Regions from separate parts of the Homo sapiens genome. Here region 1 is linked to region 2. A link is a loop called in an ENCODE intact Hi-C map of the cell type or tissue named here. Cell type or tissue: chondrocyte. All regions are shown on one strand. Each heading gives the region's core, and the rest is flanking DNA. Links, peaks and the distances in the headings are about the cores only.

Region 1 (11,534 bases), core at 1,901-9,900, 54 kb before region 2:
ACATTATTTCTTAATGAAAAAAAGTTCAATTTTTAAGGAAAAGGTCACTTTGGCTGTCGGGTTGGAAATAGATTGTAGGGCAAAGGATAGAAGCAGGGGACCATTAGGAGACTACTGCAGTAGCCCAGGTGAGGGATGACAGTGACTTGGACCAAAAGTGGCTGTGGAATCTGGCAGTATGTAAGGTTCATCGGTGACCCTTGTGGAGGAAGTTTCAGTGAGGAGGCCAAGGGAAAGGCAGCCTGCAAGGGCCGAAAGTGGGAGGTGAGCATGCGCAAACAGCGCCGGATCCCTCGCTACTCTTTCAGGAAGCCTGCACGGACCTGCCCCTGGATAAGCCCAGACTCTGAGCTGGGCCTCAGCCTAGGGTGACCAACCATCCCAGTTTACCTGGGACTTTCCTGTTTTTAACACTGGAAGTTCTGCCTCCAGGAAAACCCCTCAGTCCAAGGCACACCCGGAAAGCTGGTCACCTATGCCTGGTCCCCGGCCAGCCCCTATGGTCACCCTGCAGTTCTGCTGTCCCTATAGGGTGATGTCCCTGCCTTCCATTACAAGCCTCTGAGCTCCTGCTAGTGATACTGCTCACTGATGCAGGGATGCGGAAATGCTCAGGAACAGGAGGGACATTGTGCTGCTTGGATGCCACCTTATGAAGGCTGTTCCATGACTCCCAGTATTGGGAATAAATAAATGAATGGTTTTGTCACTCCACTACCACCAAGTCAGGAGCACTGAGCTAGGAACACGCATTTCACCCCCCATTATGCTTCTGAAATGCCTGTCTTGAAAAAGATTAATCAGTTTTTGCATTGGTCTTGTCCTTCTATCTTCGCAGCTTTGAATACAGAAAAGCACTTCCTCCTACTTAAGATCTCTCCTTTGTTGCCTCCATACTCCTCTCTTCCGTGTCTCCTCCTGCCTTTCTGATATGTGTTTCTCAATCTCTTTCATGGCCTGATAAAGCATGAACCTTCCTCATACACGCTGGTGAGGCAGGCCAGGGTCATGTTTGAGTGCCTGGACATTAACATCAAATGGGACCAGGACTTGAATCCCAGATTTGCCTCTTTCTGGAATTGCAGCCTTTGACACATTACTCCTCTGACCTTCATGTTTCTCCCCTGTAAAATGGGTCTAATGAATTCTACCTCATTAGATTGCTATGAGAACAAAATTAAATGAGATTATGCATCAAGGGAAAAAGCTCAGCACAATACTTGGAACAGAGCAAAGCAACAAATAAAAGCTGTTGTTGGTGTTCCCAACAGTAATGTTCAACAATAGGGAAGTGGTTAATAAATTAGGCTACATACACCATGATTTATTTGTAGAATACTATATGATACAGCCATTAAAAATAATGTTCTGAAGAATACTTAATGGCACAGCAAAATGTTCACAATATAATTTTAAGAGAAAAAAATCGGGCTATAAAACTCAAGTCTCAATTCTGTTCTTAAAAGAAAGTATGAGTGAGTGTGTGTGTGTGTGTGTGTGTGTGTGTGTGTGTTATGCATGTATTTAGAAAAAAGAACTAAGAAGAAATATAGCAATATAGCAAAAATGTTGGCTGGTTAGCCTTTCTTTTTTACTTCTTCTTTATAGTCTTCTGTATTTTTACATTTTCTCTAATAACATGTATAGCTGACCCTTCATATCTGCAGGTTCTGCATCTGTGAATTCAACAGAGGATCAAAATATTTGGAAAAAAATAAAAAATAATATAAATTATAAACATTTACATAACATTTACAGTGTATTAGGTATTGTAAGCATCCAGAGATGATTTAAAGTATATGGGAAGGCCAGGGGCAGTGGCTCATGCCTGTAATCCCAGCACTTTGGGAGGCCGAGGCTGGAGGATCACTTACGATCAGGAGTTCAAGACCAGCCTGGCCAACATGGTGAACCCCCATCTCTACTAAAAAACAAAATTAGCTGGATGTGGTGGCACAAGCCTGTAATCCCAGCTACATGGGAGGCTGAGGCAGGAGAATCGCTTGAATCCAGGAGGCGGAGGTGGCAGTGAGCCGAGATCACGCCACTGCAATCCAGCCTGTGCGACAGAGCGAGACTCCATCTCAAATAAATAAATAAATAAATAAAGTATATGGGAAAATGTGCTTAGGTTATATGCAAATAAATACTACACCATTTTATATTAGGTACTTGAGCATCCTTGGACTTTGGTACCCAAGGGAGGTCCTGGAATCAATTCCCCATGGTTACTGAGGGACAACTGTCTTATTCTCATAACAATAGATGTTATTTTAACATTTCCATCATCAACTTATTTATTCAACAAAGATTTTTTTTCTGGCATATACTGTGTGCCAAGCAATATTCTAGACCCTGAGGATACTGTGTTGAAAAAGTCAACAGGCAGAATTTTCTTAAAACACCCTCTAGCCTTGCATTTAATTCCCCTTAATTGTTTTATGTATTAATTTTGTCTCCAACACTAAATTGTTTACTCCTCAAGGGAAGAGACTTTGTGTTTCCCTTCTCTGTAACCCTATATCACTCCCTGAATACAGGAAGAACTCAGTAACAGATTTCACTTCAGCAACGGGGGCTTGATTGAAATGGCCAGTTTTCTGGAATCAGTTACTATAGAAAGAAAAGAGAAGAGGTGCCTTCCTATGTTGGGTTGGTATCTGCCCTCTTCTTCCATTGTCTTGGGAATGATGAGGTTGAACATTAAAGACTGCCACCTCCACTGGGTTTTCTGACAGCACAGGAGCCAAACGGCTGGCCTGGCCTTTTGTCAAGGGAGCTTCTCTTTCTTCAAGCACCATATCATACACAACACACCTGCCTTTTTGAACGTTAAGCAACTTGAGAGCATGGCAGATGATCATGTCCTCTTATATCAGGAGATCTTTTTTTGTGTGTGTGAGACAGAGTCTCGCTCTGTTGCCCATGCTGGAGTGCAGTGGCACAATTTCGGTTCACTGCAACCTCCACCTCCTGGGTTCAGCAATTTTCATGCCTCAGCCTCCCAAGTAGCTGGGACTACAGGCACATGCCACCATGCCTGGCTAATTTTTGTATTTTTAGTAGAGATGGGGTTTCACCATGTTGGCCAGGCTAGTCTGAAACTCCTGACCTCAAGTGATCCACCCGCCTTGGCCTCCCAAAGTGCTGGGATTACGGGCCTGAGCAACTGTGCGGGGCCATCAGTTCTTTACTGTTTTTACATAGTGGATTCCTTGGGCAATCTGGTGAAGCCTACAGACCTTTCTTAAAATAATGTTTTTTGATGCATAAAATAAAGGCGTAGGATTACAAGGAAAACCAAGCGTGTATACTGAAGTACAATTACCAAAATAGTATGTTTAAAATATATATTACATAGTAACAGATTTGCTTCTTTGAACCACATTTAAAAAAATAAGACATTGCACTTGAAATACAGGCAAATTGAAGTTAAATTTTGTTTTTTAAAAGACATACCCATATAAAGGCTGCTTTGCCTAGTTTGAATAAGAATATGAGACAGCGGGATGTCTTTGATGAGATAATACACTTGTCATGCTGGACATCCAATTGATTTTGATTTTTTCTAGTAACAACATTAAAACTCCAATCCTCAAAGATATATTGTTGAAAATGGAATTAAAGCTTTTACGGCTCCTTTGCAAAGTAGACAGATGTTTCTGTCAAGGAGCACCAAAACTCTCCAAGACTTTTTAGCTAAACTCTAGTTGTAGCTGTTTTCCATCCCAAGATCAATGTTCGCCATCTTTGGCTAGGCAAACACCTTTGAGACAGTTTATATCAACAAGAAAAAGAATGCAATTCTATGGTCCAACTTTGATACCATCAAGATAGAAATAATTTTTAAAGGAGTTCTACAGTGTTTCCAGGTGTTTGTAGATTTCTCTTTTCAGATAAACTGACAGTATTTTGTATGTCAACTTCATTGAGATAAAGCACTTCCTCCAGCATCGCAAAAGTTGGCAAAGATGTCAGCCTGAACTCTCCTTTCATATTGGCAGCTGAGCCAAAAAAGCTGGTAAAGTTTTCAGGATCATTCATAATGGTGGTATCAGGGCCTCGAACTGGAAGGTTCATCTCGTTCAGATGGTTAAAAATATCCGCTGGGTCAGCCAACCCTCAGACAACATTTTTTCTTGCTACATGTTCCAGGAGAGGATTTTCTTTTTCTTTTAGAAAACAGTGAATCTTTCCCCTTGAAAGACAGTAAGCTTCTCTGTGGTAGAGAAGCACTTCATTTTCTGCCATCATTTCTTGACAAAACCTGCAAAAATGCTGTGATTCAGAGACTAGATAAAAGTTGATGACTTTTATGGCTGTTGACAAAACTTCTCTTGGGGTTTTTGAAGAGCCAGAATACGTTTGTGTGAAATGCGGTGAGTGAGAACAACATAGGTGCTCCCTTTTACTCAAGTAGCAAAGTCAGATGCATAGCCACGCATTGCAACAGCACTGTCTGTGCAAGGAAATGAACCTTTTCTGTCGAGTCACTTTTGTTTGACACAAGCAAAACAAAACAAAAAACCTTTATACCATCTGCAAAACATCAGCAGCTTTGTAGTTTCCAAAGGCACTCACAAAAAAAAATCTTTCTTTGTTGAAGTCAGCAGGCACATCATGAACAAAACAGGCAGGTGACTACCTGGAAGGATACCTGGAGTTTCACAGAGTGACGTGGGAGGAATGGCGAGGTGGCCAATTCCTCCATAACTTGCTTCAAGACATGCCTACTCTTCTTCATGGAAGCACCTCATCTGACTAAGGAATCACTTCCAGCTTTTACCTCTTTCTATTCACAAATCTCCATATTCCCAGTGTATGTGGCTTTAGATAAAGTTTCTCCAGTAATGTGAGGCTTTTTCTGTTTGACATCTGGTAAGAAATTTCAAGAATGCTTCAAGAAAAGGTTTTTATGGCAAATCCACATTTTGAAGTATCTGAACTTTTTTCTTTTCCTTTTCCTTTTTCTTTTCTTATTTTTTTTTCGAGGCAGGGTCGAGGTAGAGTACAGTGATGCTATTATTTCTCCCTGCGGCCTTGACCTCCCAGTCTCAAGTGATCCTCCTACCTCAGCCTCCTGAGTAGCTAGGACCACAGGTGCCACACCATCACACCCAGCTAATTAAAAAAAAAATTTTTTAGAATTGGGGTCTTGCTGTATTGCCCAGGCTGCAAGCTTTTCCTAGCTGAACTTCCTTCATACACATGCGCACAAAACTCCTGGGTGTTTTGGATACATCTTCCAGATAGACATAGGTGAGTCCTCTTTCAGTCTCCCTGACTTCAAAATTCCATTCCCAATAATTTTTTTCACAAAAGAAAAAAGTCATTGTGACTTTTTCTGTCCAATCACTTCATTAATGTAAACAAAGCCAAATACACGGTTTTCATCAGGCCTTCCTTTTCTTTTTCCAGCCTGAAGATAAATTGGGTCTGTAAAAAATAAATAATAAATAAAGCTAAAATAAAATGTTTTATGCCACTAACATTCTTTGAAGCATCATATTTTGTTTATGACTCCTAAGTAATTTGTTTGATAGACCTACATAGGAGGCAATCATTTGTATATTAATTAAGTGTCAAATATTTGTTAAATTTTATGACCAGTGAGTAAAATAAGACAGGTTTTATGATTAGCCAAGGTTTAAGTACCGTTAGTATCTTTTAACCTTTGCACAGATGTGGGATTACTGCAGTTGATCACGGGTCCTATCCTCCCTGAAATTTAGCTAGTGCTGCGTGTGACTTCCTACGACTTTTTAGAAATAATGATTCTCATTTCTGATATTGTCATTGTTTCTCACAAAGGTATTTTTTTAGATATGTGGTATTTTCACACAATAATAGTGCAAGAACATGTGAGTAACATAGTGTGCATGTAAGACTGCATTTCATATCACAGACATTGCACAAATACACAGTAAATCCAGAAAAAAAATAAAGAGGACTTCTGCTTCTCCCAGAGCTTATCGCACCGTGCACGACCTGCATCACCATGCAATCTGTCAGCAATCACAAGAAGTTGCTTTAAATAACACACTCCGACAGTTCACTCAGCAATCAGAAATATTCCAACTCAGCTGTGCCACCCAAGGTGGCACTGCCTACGGAGAGTTAAAAATTCAAGTCGGAACAGTTCAGATTGCAAAACTTCAGCAAACCATAAAAAGGACTCAACTACCTCGCAAATTCATCCACAAACAATTCAGTTAAGAGATGCTGGAAGGTCTGGGTCACCTAGAGGAAAACACTCAGATCCGCTGCTTTGATGGCTGCCCTGCTGAGGCACCAAGTTGCCACAAGTGGCCAGATGTAGAGCAGGAGAGTCTGTGAGGAATTCTGAGCTCACATGCTGTCTAGCAGCCAGTCTGATAGCTACTGTGATTTCAAAATAGTGGTGGGTGTTAATGACATTTCCAGATATCTACAACAACTGTAATGTGATGTGAAAACATTTGCGAATTCTATTAATGACAAAATCACAGTTAGAGCTAATATGACCGGTTTGTTGCCACATTTGTAATTGAAGGAAATGCTACATTTCACATAGAAGATAGTAAAAAAAAATATAGCTATAATTTTTCTCTACCCAAGTTCATGGAGCCTCTGGCTCCTGTTCCACAGACCCCTCAGCAGTGGAGTGGCAATCTACAGACTCAAGTTAAGAACTTCTACCTTATATAGCTCAGTGTGGTCCCAAGAGAGTGGTTCCCAAATTTCAGGTAAGAGAAATGCAAAACAGTAAATGTTTATAATGCTAAACTTATGAAACACAAGGTTTCTTTCTTCTTTGCTTTTAAGGTGTTCTTCCTGATACCAAAGCCTGGCAGAGACACAACAAAAAAAGAGAATTTTAGACCAATATCCCTGATGAACATCAATGCAAAAATCCTTAATAAAATACTGTTAAACCGAATCCAGCAGCACATCAAAAAGCTTATCCACCATGATCAAGTGGGCTTCATCCCTGGGATGCAAAGCTGGTTCAACATACGCAAATCAATAAATGTAGTCCAGCATATAAACGGAACCAAAGACAAAAACCACATGATTATCTCAATAGATGCAGAAAAGGCCTTCGACAAAATTCAACAGCCCTTCATGCTAAAAACTCTCAATAAATTAGGTATTGATGGGACGTATCTAAAAATAACAAGAGCTATTTATGACAAACCCACAGCCAATATCATACTGAATGGGCAAAAACTGGAAGCATTCCCTTTGAAAACTGGCAGAAGACAGGGATGCCCTCTCTCACTACTCCTATTCAACATAGAATTGGAAGTTCCAGCCCGAGCAATCAGGCAGGAGAAAGAAATAAAGGGTATTCAATTAGGAAAAGAGGAAGTCAAATTGTCCCTGTTTGTAGATGACATGATTGTATATCTAGAAAACCCCATCGTCTCAGCCCAAAATCTCCTTAAGCTGATAAGCAACTTCAGCAAAGTCTCAGGATACACAACTAATGTGCAAAAATCACAAGCATTCTTATACACCAATAACTGACAAACAGAGAGCCAAATCATGAGTGAACTCCCATTCACAATTGCTTCAAAGAGGATAAAATACCTAGGAATCCAACTTACAAGAGATGTGAAGGACCTCTTCAGGGAGAACTACAAACCACTGCTCAACAAAATAAAAGAGGACACAAACAAATGGAAGAAGATTCCGTGCTCATGGATAGGAAGAATCAATATGTGAAAATGGCCATACTGCCCAAGGTAAATTATAGATTCAATGCCATCCTCATCAAGTTACCAATGACTTTCTTCACAGAATTGGAAAAAACTACTTTAAGGTTCATATGGAACCAAAAAAGAGCCCACATTGCCAAGTCAATCCTAAGCCAAAAGAACAAAGCTGGAAGCATCACGCTACCTGACTTCAAACTGTATTACAAGGCTACAGTAACCAAAACAGCATGGTACTGGTACCAAAAAAGAGATATAGACCAATGGAACAGAACAGAGCCCTCAGAAATAATGTCGCGTATCTAAAACTATCGGATCTTTGACAAACCTGACAAAAACAAGAAATGGGGAAAGGATTCCCTATTTAATAAATGGTGCTGTGAAAACTGACTAACCATATATAGAAAGCTGAAACTGGATCCCTTCCTTACACCTTATACAAAAATTAATTTAAAATGGATTAAAGACTTAAATGTTAGACCTAAAACCATAAAAACCCTAGAAGAAAACCGAGGCAATGCCATTCAAGACATAGGCATGGGCAAGGACTTCATGTCTAAAACACCAAAAGCAATGGCAACAAAAGCCAAAATTGATAAATGGGATCTAATTAAACTAAAGAGCTTCTGCACAGCAAAAGAAACTACCATCAGAGTGAACAGGAAACCTACAGAATGGGAGAACATTTTTGCAACCTACTCATCTGACAAAGGGCTAATATCCAGAATCTACAAAGAACTCAAATAAATTTACAAGAAAAAAACAAACAACCCCATCAAAAAGTGGGCAAAGGATATGAACAGACACTTCTCAAAAGAAGACATTTATGCAGCCAAAAGACACATGAAAAAATGCTCATCATCACTGGTCATCAGAGAAATGCAAATCAAAACCAAAATGAGATACTATCTCACACCATTTACAATGGCGATCATTAAAAAGTCAGGAAACAACAGGTGCTGGAGAGGATGTGGAGAAATAGGAACACTTTTACACTGTTGGTGGGACTGTAAACTAGTTCAACCATTGTGGAAGTCAGTGTGGCAATTCCTCAGGGATCTAGAACTAGAAATACCATTTGACCCAGCCATCCCATTTCAGGGTATATACCCAAAGAATTATAAATCATGCTGCTATAAAGACACACGCACACGTGTGTTTACTGCGGCACTATTCACAATAGCATAGACTTGGAACCAACCCAAATGTCCAACAATGATAGACTGGATTAAGAAAATGTGGCACATATACACCATGGAATACTATGCAGCCGTAAAAAATGATGAGTTCATGTCCTTTGTAGGGACATGGATGAAGCTGGAAACCATCACTCTCAGCAAACTATCATGAGGACAAAAAAAACAAACACCGCATGTTCTCACTCATGGGTGGGAATTGAACAATGAGAACACTTGGACACAGGAAGGGGAACATCACACCCCGGGGCCTGTTGTGGGGTGGAGGGATGGGGGAGGGAGAGCATTAGGAGATATACCTAATGTAAAATACACACCAACGTGGCACATGTATACATATGTAACAAACCTGCACGTTGTGCACATGTACCCTAGAACTTAAAGTATAATAAAAATATATATATATAAATAAAAATAAAAATAAATTTAAAAAATAAAATTACTTTTCTCTCAAAAAAACAAAAGATGTGCTTCTAATGAAATGATAGAGACAACAGATGATAATTTTTTAAATATTTACTAGGTGAAAATGAAAAGTCAGCAATCCTATGTCAGTTCCCCCACCCACTCTTTGTATTGTGTTTATTGATCTAAGAAATTCAAAATCTGAGATGTGTTCGTCCAGGACAGTGTGACAAACCCAATGAGCCCCCATGTCTAGTTCCCCTAACAGGACCCTGGGTTAGTTCATTTGTCCACTTTTCAGAGAAGATGGCCCCATTTGCAGTCCATGGTGAAATTCTTAGCAGTCTACACCTTCACAGTCATCCCATTTTCCTGGCAGAGCACATAACTTGACTGTCTAGCCAGGTGAGCCTGAGAAGGATGTGGTTGTGACTGGGTGTCTGGTGCCTGGAAATGCCAAGGTCACCTTGCTACCACCAGGCAAGCTGGCCCCAGTGGGAGTCAGCAGAGTGAAGAGAGGGAGGGAGCCTGGGTTCTTGGTGACATCACAGAGCTGATTCTACCACCAGGGCAAGTGCTATCACCCGTGGACTTCCTGCCATGTGAGATGATTTCTAATTATTTACAACCATTGAGTTGGGGGATTTCTTACCACGCAAGTGAAGTCATCATCACTGATATACCTAGACACCTTGGGAAGCATTAAGAAGGGACATTACCTCTAAAGCACAGGTTCCTAAACCAGGGTATCAAATGTGCTTGCCCATCCCAGTTTATGTAGATTATGCCTCCTACAACCCCTAATTCAATCCATCCCCCCATGTCTTGCTGATTTTACCTCCTAAATATCCCACTGATCCTTCCTATTCTTTCCATCTCCTTTGCCAACTCTAGCCCAGCTACTGCCAGCTCTTGTTTGGTCTAAGGCATCAGCCCACCAACTCCCACCAGAGCCTCTTCCAAACAGCAGCCAGAGGGACTTTGTTTTAGTGCAGATCCACTCACATTGCTTTCCTGATTAAAATCCTGATTAAAACCTTTATTTTAAGTGCAACAGAAAACTTTTTAAGTTTTCTTAACTTAAGTAGCAAACTACTTAATTACCTACAAAGCCCTAGAGAACCTGGCCCTCCATACCCTCCTCCAGCTCCAGCCGCACTGGCCCTCCCCATCACTTTCCTTCCTGTGTCTGGTTAAAGCATTCAGATCCCACAGAGGTCAGCTCAGAAATCATTTCCTTAAAGAAAACTTTAATGACCACATTCTCTGCCAGCCTCAGGCTGGACCCCCAGTAATACTCTCACAGCCCTCCATCAAGCCCTTCCAAGGATTCAATGCGATCTTATTGTTTCACCATTGAATTCCCAGACCCTAATACAACGTAGGTGTTCAAAAAGTATTTGTGAAAGGAACAGATGGATCTTCACAAACAATCCCAGATACACCTAGGTAGTAGCTTGTCCCCAAGGTGTATCTGGCTTCATAAGCAGTGCACAGAAGCCCTCTTCACAGCTCCCTGTGTTCTGCTCACAGACACAGCAGCTTGCCCTTGACTACTCCCTCTCGAGGGAGGGAGGTGTGTGCCTCCTACCGTGCTTCTAACGGTGGCCCAGTATTTCCCACCCACACTTTTTCTGTATCGTGGAAGGAAGCAATATTGCATAATGCATATTATGAATTAAATGTTAGTGTCCTCCCAAAATTCTTATGTTGAAGTCCTAACCCCCTTTTGTGTTGGCATTAAGAGGTGCAGCCTGTAGAAAACAATAGGTTCAGCTGAAGTCCTGAGGGTGGAGCTCCCATCATGAGATTAGTGTCCTTATGAGAAGAGTAAAAGACTCTCTCTCTCTCTCTCCCACCTGCTCCCCTACCCTCACTCCCCATTATGGAAAGATAGAGCAAGAAGGCACCCATCTACAAACCAGGACAGCCCTCATCAGATTCTGCTGGGATCTTGATCTTGGACCTCCCAACCTCCAGAACTGTGAGAAATGTCTGTTGTTTAAGCAACCCAGCCTGTGGTATTTTATTATAGCAGACCAAGCACACAAAGATAATGCACTAAAGGTGTGGGCGACAGAATCAGACACATGGACTCATTCCAGTTCTGCCACTTCCCAGTTGTGTTTCCCAGGGCTAAGTTCATAACACCTCTAAGCCTCAGTTCCTCATCTGGGATAATAAAAGCATGAACCTCACACAGTTGCCATGAAGATTAAATGAGATCATATATGTA
Region 2 (11,534 bases), core at 2,394-10,393:
AACAACCTTTCATGCTAAAAACTCTCAATAAACTGGTATTGATGGAACATATCTCAAACAAATAAGAGCTATTTATGACAAACCCACACCCAATATCATACTATATGGGCAAAAACTAGAAGCATTCCCTTTGAAAACCAGCACAAGACAAGGATGCCCTCTCTCACCACTCCTATTCAACATAGTGTTGAAAGTTCTAGCTAGGGCAATCAGGCAAGAGAAAGAAATAAATAGTATTCAATTAGAGAAAGGGGAAGTCAAATTGTCTGTGTTTGCAGATGACATGATTTTATATTTAGAAAACCCTATCATCTCAGCCCAAAATCTTCTTAAGCTGATAAGCAACTTCAGCAAAGTCTCAGGATACAAAATCAATGAGCAAAAATCACAAGCATTTCTATACACCAATAATAGACAAACAGAGAGCCAAATCATGAGTGAACTCCCATTCACAATTACTACAAAGAGAATAAAATACCTAGAAATCCAGCTTACAAGGGATGTGAAGCACCTCTTCAAGGAGAACTACAAACCACTGCTCAAGGAAATAAGAGAGGACACAAACGAATGGAAGAACATTCCATGCTCATGAATAGGAAGAATCAATATCATGAAAATGGCCATTCTGCCCAAGGTAATTTATAGATTCAATGCTATCCCCATCAAGCTACCATGGACTTTCTTCATAGAATTAGAAAAAACTACTTTAAAGTTCATATGGAACCAAAAAAGCCCACATAGCCAAAACAATTATAAGCAAAAAGAACAAAGCTAGAGGCATCACACTATCTGACTTCAAACTATACTACAAGACTACAGAAAACAAAACAGCATGATACTGGTACCAAAACAGATATATAGACCAATGGAACAGAATAGAGGCCTCAGAAATAACACCACACATCTACAATCATCTTATCTTTGACAAACCTGACAAAATAAGCAACAGGGAAAGGATTCTCTATTTACTAAATGGGGTTGGGAAAACTGGCTAGCCATAGTATGGCTATGTAGAAAGTATGGCCTATGTAGAAAGCTGAAACTAGATCCCTTCCTTACACTGTATAAAACATTAACTCAAGATGGATTAAAGACTTAAATGTAAAACCTAAAACCATAAAAACCCTAGAAGAAAACCTAGGCAATACCATTCAGGACATAGGCATGGACAAAGACTTCATGACTGAAACACAAAAAACAATGGCAACAAAAGCCAAAATAGACAAATGGGATCTAATTAAACTAAAGAGCTTCTGCGCAGCAAAAGAAACTGTCATCACAAAGACAAAAACCACATGATTATCTCAATAGATGCAGAAAAAGCCTTTGACAAAATTCAACAACGCTTCATGCTAAAAACTCTCAATAAATTAGGTATTGATGGGACGTATTTCAAAATAATAAGAGCTATCTATGACAAACCCACAGCCAATATCATACTGAATGGGCAAAAACTGGAAGCATTCCCTTTGAAAACTGGCACAAGACAGGGATGCCCTCTCTCACCACTCCTATTCAACATAGTGTTGGAAGTTCTGGCCAGGGCAATTAGGCAGGAGAAGGAAATAAAGGGTATTCAATTAGGAAAAGAGGAAGTCAAACTGTCCCTGTTTGCAGACGACATGACTGTATATGTAGAAAACCCCATTGTCTCAGCCCAAAATCTCCTTAAGCTGATAAGCAACATCAGCAAAGTTTCAGGATATAAAATCAATGTACAAAAATCACAAGCATTCTTATACACCAACAACAGACAAACAGAGAGCCAAATCATGAGTGAACTCCCATTCACAATTGCTTCAAAGAGAATAAAATACCTAAGAATCCAACTTACAAGGGATGTGAAGGACCTCTTCAAGGAGAACTACAAACCACTGCTCAAGGAAATAAAAGAGGATACAAACAAATGGAAGAACATTCCATGCTCATGGGTAGGAAGAATCAATATCATGAAAATGGCCATACTGCCCAAGGTAATTTACAGATTCAATGCCATCCCCATCAAGCTACCAATGACTTTCTTCACAGAATTGGAAAAAACTACTTTAAAGTTCATATGGAACCAAAAAAGAGCCCGCATCGCCAAGTCAATCCTAAGCCAAAAGAACAAAGCTGGAGGCATCACACTACCTGACTTCAAACTATACTACAAGGCTACAGTAACCAAAACAGCATGGTACTGGTACCAAAACAGAGATATAGATCAATGGAACAGAACAGAGCCCTCAGAAATAATGCCGCATATCTACAACTATCTGATCTTTGACAAACCTGACAAAAACAAGCAATGGGGAAAGGATTCCCTATTTAATAAATGGTGCTGGGAAAACTGGCTAGCCATATGTAGAAAACTGAAACTGGATCCCTTCCTTACACCTTATACAAAAATCAATTCAAGATGGATTAAAGACTTAAACGTTAGACCTAAAACCATAAAAACCCTAGAAGAAAACCTAGGCATTACCATTCAGGACATAGGCATGGGCAAGGACTTCATGTCTAAAACACCAAAAGCAATGGCATCAAAAGACAAAATTGACAAATGGGATCTAATTAAACTAAAGAGCTTCTGCACAGCAAAAGAAACTACCATCAGAGTGAACAGGCAACCTACAAAATGGGAGAAAATTTTCACAACCTACTCATCTGACAAAGGGCTAATATCCAGAATCTACAATGAACTCAAACAAATTTACAAGAAAAAAAAAACAACCCCATCAAAAAGTGGGCGAAGGATATGAACAGACACTTCTCAAAAGAAGACATTTATGCAGCCAAAAAACACATGAAAAAATGCTCATCATCACTGCCCATCAGAGAAATGCAAATCAAAACCACAATGAGATACCATCTCACACCAGTTAGAATGGCAATCATTAAAAAGTCAGGAAACAACAGGTGCTGGAGAGGATGTGGAGAAATAGGAACACTTTTACACTGTTGGTGGGACTGTAAACTAGTTCAACCATTGTGGAAGTCAGTGTGGCGATTCCTCAGGGATCTAGAACTGGAAATACCATTTGACCCAGCCATCCCATTACTGGGTATATACCCAAAGGACTATAAATCATGCTGCTATAAAGACACAGGCACACATATGTTTATTGCGGCATTATTCACAATAGCAAAGACTTGGAACCAACCCAAATGTCCAACAATGATAGACTGGATTAAGAAAATGTGGCACATATACACCCATGGAATACTATGCAGCCATAAAAAATGATGAGTTCATGTCCTTTGTAGGGACATGGATGAAATTGGAAATCATCATTCTCAGTAAACTATCGCAAGAACAAAAAACCAAACACCGCATATTCTCACTCATAGGTGGGAACTGAACAATGAGATCACATGGACACAGGAAGGGGAATATCACACTCTGGGGACTGCTGTGGGGTAGGGGGAGGGGGGAGGGATAGCATCGGGAGATATACCTAATGCTAGATGACGAGTTAGTGGGTGCAGCGCACCAGCATGGCACATGTATACATATGTAACTAACCTGCACAATGTGCACATGTACCCTAAAACTTAAAGTATAATAAAAAAAATTAAAAAAAAAAAAAAGAAACTATCATCAGAGTGAACAGGCAGCCTACAGAATGGGAGAAAATTTTTGCAGTCTACCCGTCTTACAAAGGGCTAATATCCAGAATCTACAAAGAACTTAAACAAATTTACAAGAAAAAAGCAAACAACTCCATCAAAAAGTGGGCAAAGGATATGACCAGACACTTCTCAAAGAAGCCATCTATGCAGCCAACAGACATACGAAAAAATGCTCATCATCACTGATCATCAGAGAAATGCAAATCAAAACCACAATGAGGTACCATCTCACGCCAGTTAGAATAGCAATCATTAAAAAGTCAGGAAACAACAGATGCTGGAGAGGATGTGGAGAAACAGGAATGCTTTTACACTGTTGGTGGGAGTGTAAATTAGTTCAACCATTGTGAGAGACAGTGTGGTGATTCCTCAAGGATCTAGAACTAGAAATACCATTTGACCCAGCCATCCCATTACTGAGTATATACCCAAAGGATTATAAGTCATGCTACTATAAAGACACATGCACATGTATGTTTATTGTGGCACTATTCACAATAGCAAAGACTTGGAACCAACCCAAATGTCCATCAATGATAGACTGGATTAAGAAAATGTGGCACATATACACCATGGAATACTATGCAGCCATGAAAACGGATGAGTTCATGTCCTTTGCAGGGACATGGATAAAGCTGGAAACCATCTTTCTAAGCAAACTATCACAAGGACAGAAAACCAAACACCACATGTTCTCATTCATAGGTGGGAGTTGAACAAGGAAAACACATGGACACAGGGCAGGGAACATCACACACTGGGGCCTGTCAGGGGGGCTGGGGCCTGGGGGAGGGATAGCATTAGGAGAAATACCTAATGTAAATGACGAGTTGATGGGTGCAGCAAACCAATATGGCACATGTATACCTATGTAACAAACCTGCACGTTGTGCACATGTACCCTAGAACTTAAAGTATAATTTTTAAAAAGTGAGTACAATTCGCTAAGATACTTTGAGAGAAAGATCACATTCACGTAACTTTTATTACAGTATATTGATATAATTTTTTATTTTTATTATTTATTTATTTATTGTTAGTTACTATTGTTAGTCTCTTACTTGCCTAATTTATAAGCTAAAATTTATCATAGATATGTATGTATAGGGAAAAAAAACATTAAATATATAGGGTTTGCTACTATCCACGGTTTCACACTCCACTGGGGGTCTTGGAACACGTCCCTCTTGGAGAAGGGGGAATGACTCTATTATGGTCAGAGCATTCTCTCTATTGCAATAGTCCCTTCCTATCCCACCCCTTGAAATAATCCTTCCCATAAAATCCATTCTAAGTCCGGATTTGTTTATTTGACAATGGCCATGGATGACTCTAAGGAGCTCTTAGACTCAACAACTGTCTTCTAAAACTGATCTCCAGTCCTGGAAAGTGCCATGAGCCAAGCATCTGAGGGCAGGTAATACGGCCACACTTTAGTAAAGACATTTGTCAGGGCACTGCCACCGCCAGATGCTGTGATGACACCCATGGATGAATGCTAATTATCCTTTCTTTCACCTTTCTGTTTGCATCTTTGAAGTCCTGGCGTCAGATTCAAAGTCCTGGGTGGGAGTGCGTAATTGGACTGGCTCAAGTCCCATGCTTGTGTCCTGAGGTCAGGAGCCAGGACACAGAGAACCTCCCCCAAGTTGGTTTCTGAGGACAGAGGCAGGGCCCTGCCTCCCAGCAATATTACACGCAATGGGGAAGACAGCTTGATGTTAGGACATCCAAGGAAAACCAATAAATGTCTGCTATCTTTCTACCTAGATCCTAGATTTTTGTTTGTTTGTTTGCAGGGGCGAGGGGATGATTGTTGCTGTTTAAAAAGACTCCAAAACTTGCTGTCTCCATCAATAATGTTGGTATAAAGTCCACAAATAATGATGTGTGGCTAAGGCTTCACAGAGCAGTGTACGGTTTCACAGACGATACATCTCTCAAACTCCCATCCTCAAATTGCCCCCTGCCCACACCTTCGGCTTTGATTAATCAACCCAGATGCTGAGGCAAGAAGGGTTCTTCTTGCTGCCCTACATGGTCTCCAGCTCCTGACACTCTCCCCCTAAGCCTGAGCCACTTATCACTGAAGAGGATCCTGGGCCCCATGTGACAGGAGGAAGTGAAGGCGTCAGCATTAACCTGCTACCTGATTTTGCTGGGGCCTCTGCCAAATGCCTGTGGGGAGCTGCAATAAATTGTTGTGCAACATGCCAACGTAACAGCTGGTGACCAGCCATTAGGGTAATCCACTGAGCATGGGAATTTCAAAAACCTCTCAGCACACACAGAAAATGAGAGTTATTGCAAAACCAGGTGTTCCCGTCTAATTGCAGGAAGTGGTTTGAAATGTTAATCTGCTCCCACAAACAGCATTTTGCATGTGAGGAGTGTGGAAGAAAGACTCCCAGCCAAGGCTTAATAGAGGAGAGCAAATACTTTGTTCCCTCATTTATTTAATCCTTTGAGGTTGTTTCCAAGCTTTTGAGTCATAGAATCACAGAGAAATGTGGCTGGAATTGACCTTGAGGGCATCAGCTCTGTGCCCTGCCTTAGTGCACAGCAGTCAAACTGTGCCAACCTGGTCCTCCGCAAGGCGAGCCTATACTTCCTAGAAACCTGCCCCAATCTGCCTCTCGGATGACCTAGCAGCCAGACATGCCTCCCGTTAACCCAGGGACCGTCATTTTTGCAGTATCAGCCAAATGTACCTGTTGTGGGAAGCACTCAAACCTAGCCATTAAGAGAGAACTTCAGAGACAGACACAACTGGCTTTAACTTCTTGCTCTGTCCTTGCTGGCTGTGTGACTTGGGCAAGTTTCTTCACCTCTCTGAGTTTCTCGAAGCCTCCATTTCTCCATCTTTTGAAACAGGGATAATGAATCTACCTCACAAAGAGAGGTTAGGATTAGCTCAGGTAATGTACGTAAAGCACTGAGCAAAGTCTGTGGTCATGGCAAGGACACAGTAAAATAGCTCTTATTATTATTTCATTGGATTAGCTAACTTCATTCATTTTCAGAAATCAAGGGATCTTCCTCGTGGCTACATACTTAAAGACAGCACAACTTTCCCACGAATCAATGCCTTCATCCTTTCCTCTCCAGGCTCTGTTACTGATGTTTAGGGCTTGCTGTCACTCGGCCTTTGCTGCTGCTTCCAGTTGATCTGCCATGGGTTTGCAACCCCATTCTTTGCCCCCACCTTCATAATCTGCTCTATCCTGTTTCTCGGGACCTGGGATGCTCTTTCTGCCCTCTCTGCCCTCCCAGACCTACGTATCTTCAAAGCCCAGCTCAAGTCCTGCCTTTTCCACAAAACTTCTTCTGGCTGCCCCAGCTTGTTCATTCAACAGCACATGCTGACTGAGTATTGGCACTAGGCCAGGCCTGTGCGTCCCTGCGGCTTGGGTGGAATGTGGACAGGACATACTCCATTCAGCCCTACCGAGCACTCCTTTCCCTGAACCACAGTGGCACATTACAGTTTATTCCCACCCATGTTCATGGCTGATGTGCACATTATTCTTGCCTTTTGGATGCTTAATTCTTTAAATAAATGATGCAAGGCAATGCTGTGGAAGAAAGGACACACACTGTGAGATCAAAGAGTCCTAGGTACGAATCCTAGCTCTGCCTCTTGCTGGCTGTGTGACCCTGGCGTGTACTTGGGCTCACTACAGGAAAAGATGTGGTATCCATGCAGAACCAATGCCCTGTCACAGTGTGAGGACCACTGGCTCCTGCTGGAACAAGGTGCAGACACTGTCTGACATCTTAGCATCATTGTCCCTTAGCTTTTGTCATTGTAGATCTGAAGAATACCCCAGCCACTCCAGACTGGATGCCAGGCAATGACTTCTCTCTCTCCTCGAAATCTATGCACAATATACAAGGAATAATGCCAGAGTCTTCTTTTTTCTAATCAGTTCACAAAATGGTTGAGCCAGCTTTTCTGCAGTTTTTTCCCCTTCTCTGCAAAGTTGTTTATGAACATATTTTTTAATTGTCTGAGAAACATATAACTTGTTATTCCAAAGCTAGGTTACTATAACTCTGACTTCTGCTTGGAGGAAGAAATTAGGAGAGAGCAAAATAAACTCCGAGTGCCCTTTCAAACAAATTCCACTGTTTCTGTGCAATATTATTTGAGCATCCTCAGAACAGTGAGAATGTGGCAGAGCCCTGCAAATCTCCCCCGGCCACAAGTGTACTCCCTCAGGATCTGCCATCTACCCAAATCACTTAGACACAGTAAAGGACAAAAGGACCTCCAGCCCCGCTTGTCATTGCCTCTTTGCCCCATGTTCTCTATTTGTGGCTTGCAGGGTGCTTTGGGGTAATGGCAATAAAATATACGATGAATTGATTTGCCTTCAATCCGAGAGTCTTTGTTCTATTTCCACTCTGAGTCTGACCAAAAAATGCACTTGAGTTCATTGAAAGGTGAGTAGACAAAGCAGATCACCCCCAAAATCCACCAAAATGATAATTTTTTTTTTAATTTTTTTGAGACACAGTCTCACTCTCTCACCCAGGCCAGAGTGCAGTGGTGCAATCTCAGCTCACTGTAACCTCCACATCCTAGGTTCAAGCAATTCTCCTGTCTCAGCTTCCCAAGTAGCTAGGCGTACAAGCACACGCCACCACACCTGGCTAATTTTTGTATTTTTATTAGAGACGGGGTTTTACTATGTTGGACAGGCTGGTCTTGAACTGGAATAGTTATATATAACTATTGAAGAAGAAATACAAGAAAGTATTCTAACATGGAAAGTAAAAAGACAAAAATTATATGAGGGAAAAAATTAGAGACACAGAAGATTAATTAGAGCCTATATCTATCTCATAGAAGTCGAGACAGAGAGAAAGAACCAAGAGAAAGGAAGGGAGAAAAGAATAAAATAAATATTTCAAGTCTCTATGCCAAAAGGCCCACCAAGTACTAAGCAGGATGATTCTCAAAAGACTCATACTTAGACATAAATATCCTCATGCGGTTTCAGTACATGGAAAAGGGAAAGTTTCTAAAACCACTGCAGGAAGCAATTTACCTACAAAAGATTGATAATCTTCTCAACGACAATTCTGGATGCTAGGAGACAGTGAAGTAATTCCTACAAAATTTTGAGTTAACTTATTTTGAACCCAGAAGCCACCCAAGGAAGAGGACAAAAATAAAGATATTTTCAGACCTGCCAAGACCCAGAAATTTTACCTGAAAAAAAAAGTTGCCTCAGGATATGCTCCAGAAAAGAAAACAAACAAAAAGGAAGCTTTGGAAATAAACAAGCACCAATCAAATGAGAACAAGCAAAGGCTATTTATTCAGAGCTTGCTCTAGCAAGAGAGTCAGCCACCATCCATTGCATTTTGGCAGAGACTCAAAAACAAGCAGAAAAATGGGAAAGCTGTATAGTGGAAAAAAGGAAAGGTTTCAGGTATGCCCTGACTGGAGGCTGTTGGCATGGGGAGGTTGCAGGTGGACTAACTAGAAGCTCGGCATCCCATAGGATTGATTACAGGTGCATATACAGCTCTCTCTGGTTGGTCCCAAATTGGAAGCAGAGACAAAAATTAGGGATGCTGTCAGATATTAATCAAGTCCTGGCTGTTGGAGGCCCATTGTTTCTGAGGTTATTGTTAGGCCTCTTGGGCTGGGTGCTGGAGACAGTGGTCTGACTTACTATCCATCTGACTTATAGATAATAAGCAGGCTTCTTGGGCTGGTTACTGTAGATAATGTTTTGGTTTCCTGGGATGGTTGCTGCAGCCTGTGAGTCAGTGTTTTGTTTTTTAATATGGTTTGGCTATTATCCATTTATTTATTCAGTCCCTCAAACCTAAGAAAGAAAGATATGGGACCTAGCAAATGGTAGAACTAAGGAGTGCATCAGAAAAGTTCAGGATGACACAGCTAGAAAGTCTGTTCCAAATTGGCCACTTTCCAAATAGAATGATTAAGAAGTTGGAAATTCTTAGTAACATGGTGAAGGCATGTCAACCAGAAAACAGACACACGCAATTATAAATTCCAGAATAAGACTCGTGTTCCAGATTGAAAATGAGTTATTATATTGAAGAATTGTTAGCATACAGCAAGATTCTGTTTACCTTGATGCTTGGAACAACCTCTTTTGAAGAGCAAAGATTACATCTGGACATAGGATTACATCTCCTCCATAAAGACAAACACTCTTCTGGTTCTGCAGCAAATAATCTTTACAAAATCACACTATTGTTAAAGCCATGTATTGATTTTCAATTTTCAGCATCAACTTACATATAAACAAAGCAAGAAAGGGTCTAGTTTTGGGTACAATATGAAATGTAAATGTTCTACACTTTGACAACATAAAAGTAAAGTTAGCGCTGACCAATATTGGGGGGAAGAGAAAGGAGGCAACATGGAGTTAATTTCCTTACATTACATGATAGAGAAACAAGACATACTAAGTTAATGAATCAAAGAATGATGGTTTAGGCACCTTGTTTTAAATTATAGAGGAAATACATAGAAGAATAAAAATATAACAAAAATTGGCAGGCAGAAGTTGGGGAGATACATGCCTCATCTATCATAGAGAGGAGTCAATAGCTACTACTTCATATTGATGAATCAAGAAATGCAAATATAAGCATATTATTTGAGTTATGAACAAAACCACCACCAATGCTTTCTCCCCTCAAGAAAGTTGAGTGAAGAACAGGACTAGCAATGGAGGTGAAGAGGAAGACTTATGTTTTATTTCATACCTTTCTGTACTATTTTAATGATTTTTCCCCAGGCGCATGTACTTAATATTCTTTTCTTTCTTTTAACTTTAAAAGAAGTCAGGATTCAGAGACAGCACTCCAGCACTCCCACAAAGTGAACTCATTTTTCTCTGTGCCCCAAAACAGCTTGGCTTTATCGTTTGACTTGGCCTCACCAAGTTTGTGTTTTCAGCTGCACTTTCTCAGACCTGCATTCTTGGGGACGTAGAAGAGACATTTAATGCATTTTTATTGCATAGATGAGAAGATAGTAATTCCTTCCTTGAATAAACATATTCAGAGCACATACCATGTGCACTGGAACACTGGGCACTGGAGACACCGAAGTGAACAAAACAAAGTCCCTGCCCTCATGGAAAGTGTTTATATTCTTGTGGGCAAGACAGACACCAAGCAAGGAAAACCTGCCCTTCCTTCACCTGCTGAGAGAAAAGCTAGAAAAACCCACGTCCACATCTCTGTTACCAGCTGCAAGACCCTGAGCCAATGACTAAACCTCTCGGAGCTTTTGTGTCCCCATCTGTAAATTGCAGATGACTGCCTTTCCGGGTCATCAGAAGAGTAAACATGGTTCCAGGCTCCCATTTTGAGTTACACAGACACAAATTGGAATTTTTAATAAACTAGAAAGGAAATATAAAATCAAGTTTCAACACTCTTTGGGTAAGAGCTTATAATAATATAAATATCAAACTATTTCTGGGTTAGTTGAGAGAAGTATAGATTGTGAGTCGTTTGGTGTTGATGACTTAGGAAAATCAGCAGGATGAATCTTCATTCAAGTTAGACTCTATTTCCCAAAGTAGGTTTGGTGAAACACTTGTAGCAAGGGCTCTATAGCTAAACAAACAGTAGGAGCACAGCCTATGATAGCCCTCTCTTAGAAAGTCACAATGCACATTGGTATGATAAAGGTCCTGAGAATTCCTGCCGCAAACAGGCCTGTTCAGTCCACAATTTCCCAACTGACTTCATCATGGAACTCTTCCACCCACTGTCCATCCACAGAATGGGTGGAGTGCTGTCCCACACAAACATCTCCTACCCACCCTAATTCCACTGAATTAGTACTTAGCAGAGTACACTTTAGAAAATGCTGAGATGGAGGGCTTGTAGCCTCTCTTTAGCTCAAGCCAGAAAAAATA

Evidence for each region. Hi-C counts contacts between places; a loop is a spot of excess contacts. Peaks named below come from ENCODE experiments on the same cell type or tissue, not always from the same donor. Only the 100,000 strongest peaks of a DNase experiment are listed, where the experiment ranks them.
Region 1: it touches region 2 in a loop (2.1-fold over the local background); 4 of 110 quality-filtered maps call a loop at or near these places.

Annotation. Positions count from the first base shown.
Region 1 is chr11:112,369,448-112,380,981 of GRCh38, reverse strand. No RefSeq gene overlaps it. Among named protein-coding and RNA genes, the nearest start is that of LINC02762, 100 kb to the right of the region's middle. In chondrocyte, for the core only: no CTCF peak of the experiment used is centred there; no DNase peak of the experiment used is centred there.
Region 2 is chr11:112,316,298-112,327,831 of GRCh38, reverse strand. All of the region lies in intron 2 of LINC02762 (long intergenic non-protein coding RNA 2762), which reads right to left. Among named protein-coding and RNA genes, the nearest start is that of LINC02762, 51 kb to the right of the region's middle. In chondrocyte, for the core only: no CTCF peak of the experiment used is centred there; a DNase peak (open chromatin) is centred at 7,007.